Regions from separate parts of the Mus musculus genome. Here region 2 is linked to region 1. Evidence: chromatin contacts called from ENCODE Hi-C or POLR2A ChIA-PET data. All regions are on one chromosome and are shown on one strand. Each heading gives the region's core, a stretch centred on a gene start or an enhancer-like site at or near the end of the contact. The rest is flanking DNA. Distances are from core to core; before and after follow the strand shown.

Region 1 (2,632 bases), core at 52-2,551:
TGATCTATTTCTGTCCCCTGCCCTTCATTTCATTGTTTTCAGACTTACCGTAGCCTGCATTTACTCAGAACAGCTACAAAAGTCACGGTGTTTAAAATGCAAGAAAACATGAACTGCAAATACTTTATGAGCCGGCTTTTAAACTTTTTGACGTCCGGCACTATGTGAATAAACTAAATATAAAAAAAAAATCACGTTGGAATTTTCCAGGCAGTCGTATGACCTCACCCTGTAAATTAGACTAAACGAGGAGGAGTTTTGAAACCACCATTATTCAATGCCATGTGAGATGTTTTTGTTGTTTTCCCCCCTTCTCAGACATTTCTAGCTTGAGGGGAGAGTAAAATCCTGTTCGCAGCATGGCCACGAGGAAGGAAGGAAGGATGGGGCTGCTCTGCAAGTTTTTGCCCTGCTATGGAAGACTCAGTGCGTGCGGAACAAGCAAGGATCCAGGCCCAAGTTCCCTGCGTTCTTTCCCCCCAGTCTTGCTGAACAGTAATGAGAGCAGAGATATGTCCCAGAGGTAAACATGGCCACTCCCAGCCCTGTCCACAGCGCATAAAGCAGTCTTGTTTCTCCTTACCTTATTTGCTGGCAAATTTAACTCTTAATTCGTGTGGCTCTCCCTTGAAAGAGGGAAGCAAGCAAGCGGGGAGAAAGCAAAGCTTATGGCTTAATGCTCAATTGCCCGTTAGTTTTAGTTTATTGATGAGACTTGATACGTCCCAGAAGCAAGCAATTAGAAGGAATTTGTTAATTAGAAGGACTCTCATATCATGATATCCTTCTCCCCGTTTCTTTGCTTGCTGCTCTTCAGCAGAGCCGTCAAACCTCCCTTCTCAAAAAGAGCAACCTGCCCTATGATCTGCTGCCCAGAAGAACAACCACAGCCACCTACCCTGGTCCCTGTCCCCTCTAACCTCGCCCTCATCTCCTTGAGGTTGACTGTTCTGCTACGTGTTTACAGCTGGAAGATTCGCCGATGGACCTTGAGACCAGGCAAGGGCATCTCTGTGGCCCAGCACCCTGAACTGCGTCTGGCACAGGCTGTCTGCCCACCTCACGATTGTTAGCTGAGAACCATCAAATGGAATTTTATAAGAAAATAAGGACCAAGACTGTTCTATCCTCCAGGGCAAACGGAAATTCACCGGATTTCAACTGCACTGGAATTTGGCGCATTCAAGCAATAGTGACTGAATCAGTTTTTCACCCCTACACGCAGTGTCCGTGGATTTCATGGGCCACAGCTGCAGACAGTCCCCTGGGGAACTCAGGGGAGGGGACCTGACTGGGTCAGTAACACAGAGCTTCTGCCAAACCTGGGGGTGGGGGTGGAGTCAACAGGCAAAATGGCGGGTTCTCCACGGAAGGCACTCGACCTCCCTCTCCTCCTCTGCTTTCATTTTCCCTCTCTCAGAAGCTTTCAGAGGATGATGTCAGTGGAAAATGACTCCACCATGCAAGCCAGTTATAGTAGCATCCCCACAGATCCGAGCTTAACTGTACTCAAACTGTCAATCAGGCAACATAAAGCAGGAAAAAAAAATAAGTCCTTCTCAATCTAAGCTCTTTTAAAGCTCTGTGGTGTCTTCAAGCCCTACCCTTAGGGCTCCAGAGACCGAGGTAATTCACGTATTACGTTCACTGGAACATACAATCCTACACCTCTGTTACACCCTGGTATCCTCCAGGACTGAAAACGGCCAGTCTCTGTGGTTGCGGACCAGCGCCAGGCCTCACACTGTGCCCTACAAAATCACATGCTCTTGGTGAACACAGCGTTTCTACAGAGGTCAGGAGTGCTAGTGCCCTTACTGCCCAGCCAAGATCCTGAAAGTGAAGCCTCCCTGAGCCAATCACAGGGCCTCATCTCTGGTGTTTCGATCCTCAATAGAGAGCTCTGGCTCCTGAACAGAGGGCATGGAAATGGCTGAGGGACGCTAAGCAATGAGCAAAGTCTATAAAGAGAGCAGACTACTGCATCCACGTACCCACTCCTCACTACATGCACAGCCTAGGGAACGGCAAAGGAAAACCCTTAGTAACTGTGCCTGGTATTCCCAAGAGCCAGTCTGTAATTGATGGTTCTGGGAAGTCTGGGAATGTAGGTGGATTGGCTCAAAATCCCACCCATTTCCTTGCAGCTAAGCCCAGGTTTGGGGAGACACCATCTCTGGTCTGTGAGTACAGGTCCAGCCTTTCCTTGGCAGCTTTGGAAGGCATCAGAAGAGTGCAGAACCAGGCAGGCAATCTCCTTTTGGAGGAACTCCATGTGTGTACACAGTAGGAGCTCATTTCCTCCTATTGGCTTTTGTTCGAGCAGTTTCCTTTGATAGAGGATGTATTCAACTCTCTGGCACGGCTGTCTATTCCAGGTATACTACTTAACTCAAGCAAGGCCTACTCCAGCTGCAGTCAGACCCAACTTGCCTACCTTAGCTTGGCCTTCCTGTCTTCTATTTTACATGAATACTTCTCTATTCACCTATCCGGGATTAACACAGAGTCAGTCAGGCTTCTCCGTCTTTGGCACACACACACACACACACACACACACACACACACATGTGCGTGTATGTATGTGTGCACGTGTGCATGTGTATGTATGCTCTTATGCATTTGTGGGTTG
Region 2 (2,632 bases), core at 85-2,584, 180 kb before region 1:
GCTTGTTTGCTTCTTCTTCTTCTTCTTCTTCTTCTTCTTTTTTTTTTTTTTTTTGCATTAACTTTAAATTAGCTGATACACAAGCCAGAACTCAGACTAAACTTCTGTTTGTTTTCCAAGAATAGCCTCCTTCCCTGTTCTTTTTTTTTTCGGGGGGGGGGTGCGGGGGGGGGATGAGGAGGCTAGCTTTTAAGAGAGAAAGAGAACTGAATCTGCACGCTCTCCGCGTAAATGTCACAAGTGTGCTTCTATATGCCAAGCCAACTGAATGTTGTGTGGTCTTCAAATTATTTGCCAATGTGTCTTTAAAGTTTTGCACTAATCCATTTCTGCCAACCTCCTGGCAACATTTAATCTTTTCCGCAACGAGAAAGGTCCCCCCTAACTTAGTATTGACACTGTCACAAGATATGTATGTACAAATTTCGGCTGTCAAACCTCTTACGGGTGCATTTAAGCGCGCGCTCACTCTTCACAGGCGTGCCTACACTAAGACAGCTCCCCTTTCCCTAGCGCCCACCTACTCATCCCTTCTTTCCTTGCAAGTTTGAAACTTTGTTCTTTCTAGGGTCCCGAAGAAGCGCTACCAACGTCCTAGAGACAAAGGGCTGGGCTGAGGGTTAACAGGATGCCCAATTTCACTTGTGAAACAAAGCCCACAAATCTGAGCCCCTGGAGGAGGTGGTGTAGCCCGGGCAAGCCAAGGACCGGGATCGCCGCAGCCACCGAGCCCCGTGTGCCCCGCTCTGCTCACCGCTTCACGCGGATGATCTGGTCCCGCATGGGCTTGATGTCTTGGAAGCTCTGCTGGTTGACCAAGCTGTAGACCAGGATGAAGCCCTGGCCGTTCTTGATGTACAGGTCCCGCATGGACGCGAACTGCTCGGTGCCCGCGGTGTCCAGGATCTCCAGCACCGAAGGCGAGGAGTCCACCTCGATCTCCTTGCGGTAGAAGTCCTCGATGGTGGGGTCGTATTTCTCAATGAAGGTGCCGGTCACGAACTGCACGGTCAGGGCGGATTTGCCTACCCCGCCCGAGCCCAGCACCACCACTTTGTACTCGCGCATCGTCCCTGCGCGGCCGCCGCCGCCGCCGCCGCCCGCGACATAGACCTGCGCCCGCGCGCCGCGCCCCGACCCCGCGGCCCCGCCGCCCTTACGGACTCGTCGGCTCACGGCCGCGGCAGCGCCCCGGGCGCCGGCAGCGGGGCTGCAGCTGAACGAGTCGTGCGCGGCCCTGTGAGCGGGCCAAGCGGGAGGACGATGCAGCCCCGAGGGCGAGAGCAGCAACAGAGCTCGACCTCGAGCCGGAGCCGCCCGAACCGCGGGCCCGCAATGCCGCCCGCCCCGCCCCTCGCGCCTCCACGCCCAGCTCCCGCCGCCGCTGCTGCCGCCGCCGCCGCCGCTTCCCCAGCGCTGGAGCGCGCGCCCGAGCCCAGCCGCAGCGCTGCCCGGGGCGGAGCCAGCCGGGTGGGAGGGGTCTATAAGAAAGCCCGCCCCTCGCGCCGTCGCCTAGCGACCGTCCGCGCGCTCCAGAGAAGACCGGCTTCCGCGACACCCGGCAACACCCAGCCTGACCGGCCTCCGTACTGCGTCTGCGCGCTCTCCTCCGCCCGAAGGCAGGCAACGTCAGACGCCCACGCTCGGGGGTTTGCGGGAGGTGACGGTGGAGGGACCGTGGGCTTAGGAAGCCGTGCGCACCGTGCTTGGGGACCTCAGGACGGGCCGGCCTATGGCTGACATACATGACTCAGCCTGTCAGCCTTCGGAGAGCTTTGGCTTGATCCCGTTATACGTAACGACGTGAGCCTTAAGGGCCGCCGCCATGAGTTACACAAGCAAATCGAAGCTCGGCTAGTCCGTGGCGCCCAGGCTACACGCAAACCCGGTCCGCGCCCGATGACGTCACCGGCCCGCCCTCTAGCCCCGCCCTTGTCGAGTTTGACGTAAGCCGAGCTCCTCCCCCCGGGCTGGTAGACAGCCTTGGGCGCCTGGAAAACCTGGAGCTCGGATCCGCCCCCCACTGTCGGGAGACCCCAGAACATCTCAGCAACAGCCTGCGGGGGTGTCTGCGCGGAAGCTCGGATTCACTGTAGCCAATCAGATTGTGAGTCCGGACTCTAGACTACCACTCTTGACCAATGAAAAGGCGTCTCATCTTGCTAACCAATTGGTGTAAGACCCAGTGATAGACTGAGCCAACTCCCCTCCGGGGCCTGGAGGGGCTGAGAGTTTGCGCTTGCGCACGGCCTGGTACCCAATCGTAGGCCAACTGAGGAGTGACAGAGGGCTGGGCGGAGCCAATCAAACCTGCACTGTGGAGACAGTGCAGGGCTGCTGGGGAACTGGGAGGGGCAGGGTTCGAGCGCCCGACCCCCTGGTGTTCTGGCACCGGAGCGGGTTGCGTTGGCAGACAAGAGGGATGAGTTCTGTTCTAACGTCGCCTCCGTGGCATTCTGCCTGGAGATGGGCATGGAAGTGGTGGCAGAGGATGCGGGCTGGATCGTGGGCTGAATCGAGAAAACTGGGACTTTTGTCTTCAGGGTGAGAAATTTTCCGGTCCCTCAGGAGACATCCATCTGGCAGCAGTTGCTGTGGTCCTCCGATCATGCCTCCTCAAATGTGTATTTTC

Evidence for each region. A loop is a pair of places that touch in the nucleus more often than their neighbours do. ChIA-PET counts read pairs that join two places held with the same protein, here RNA polymerase II (POLR2A).
Region 2: POLR2A ChIA-PET joins it to region 1 with 11 read pairs in Patski. The contact joins the promoter of Rap2a here to the enhancer-like site in region 1. A Hi-C loop is called at or near these places in 1 of 37 maps with a recorded cell type or tissue (left cerebral cortex). POLR2A ChIA-PET finds 5 or more read pairs at or near these places in 1 of 5 experiments (Patski).

What each region holds. Positions count from the first base shown.
Region 1 is chr14:120,295,156-120,297,787 of GRCm38, reverse strand. All of the region lies in intron 1 of Mbnl2 (muscleblind like splicing factor 2), which reads right to left. The region is part of intron 2 of Gm52122 (a long non-coding RNA gene); the gene reads left to right. Among named protein-coding and RNA genes, the nearest start is that of Mbnl2, 21 kb to the right of the region's middle. Within about 2 kb of position 1,301, at least 3 of the 3 ENCODE cell types and tissues checked have a DNase peak (open chromatin) inside an H3K27ac peak, as active enhancers do; they include left cerebral cortex, where a contact is called at or near this core.
Region 2 is chr14:120,477,163-120,479,794 of GRCm38, reverse strand. Rap2a (RAS related protein 2a) reads right to left here and starts at 1,334. Exons shown (of 2, transcript NM_029519.3): 1 at 755-1,334. The coding sequence starts at 1,068.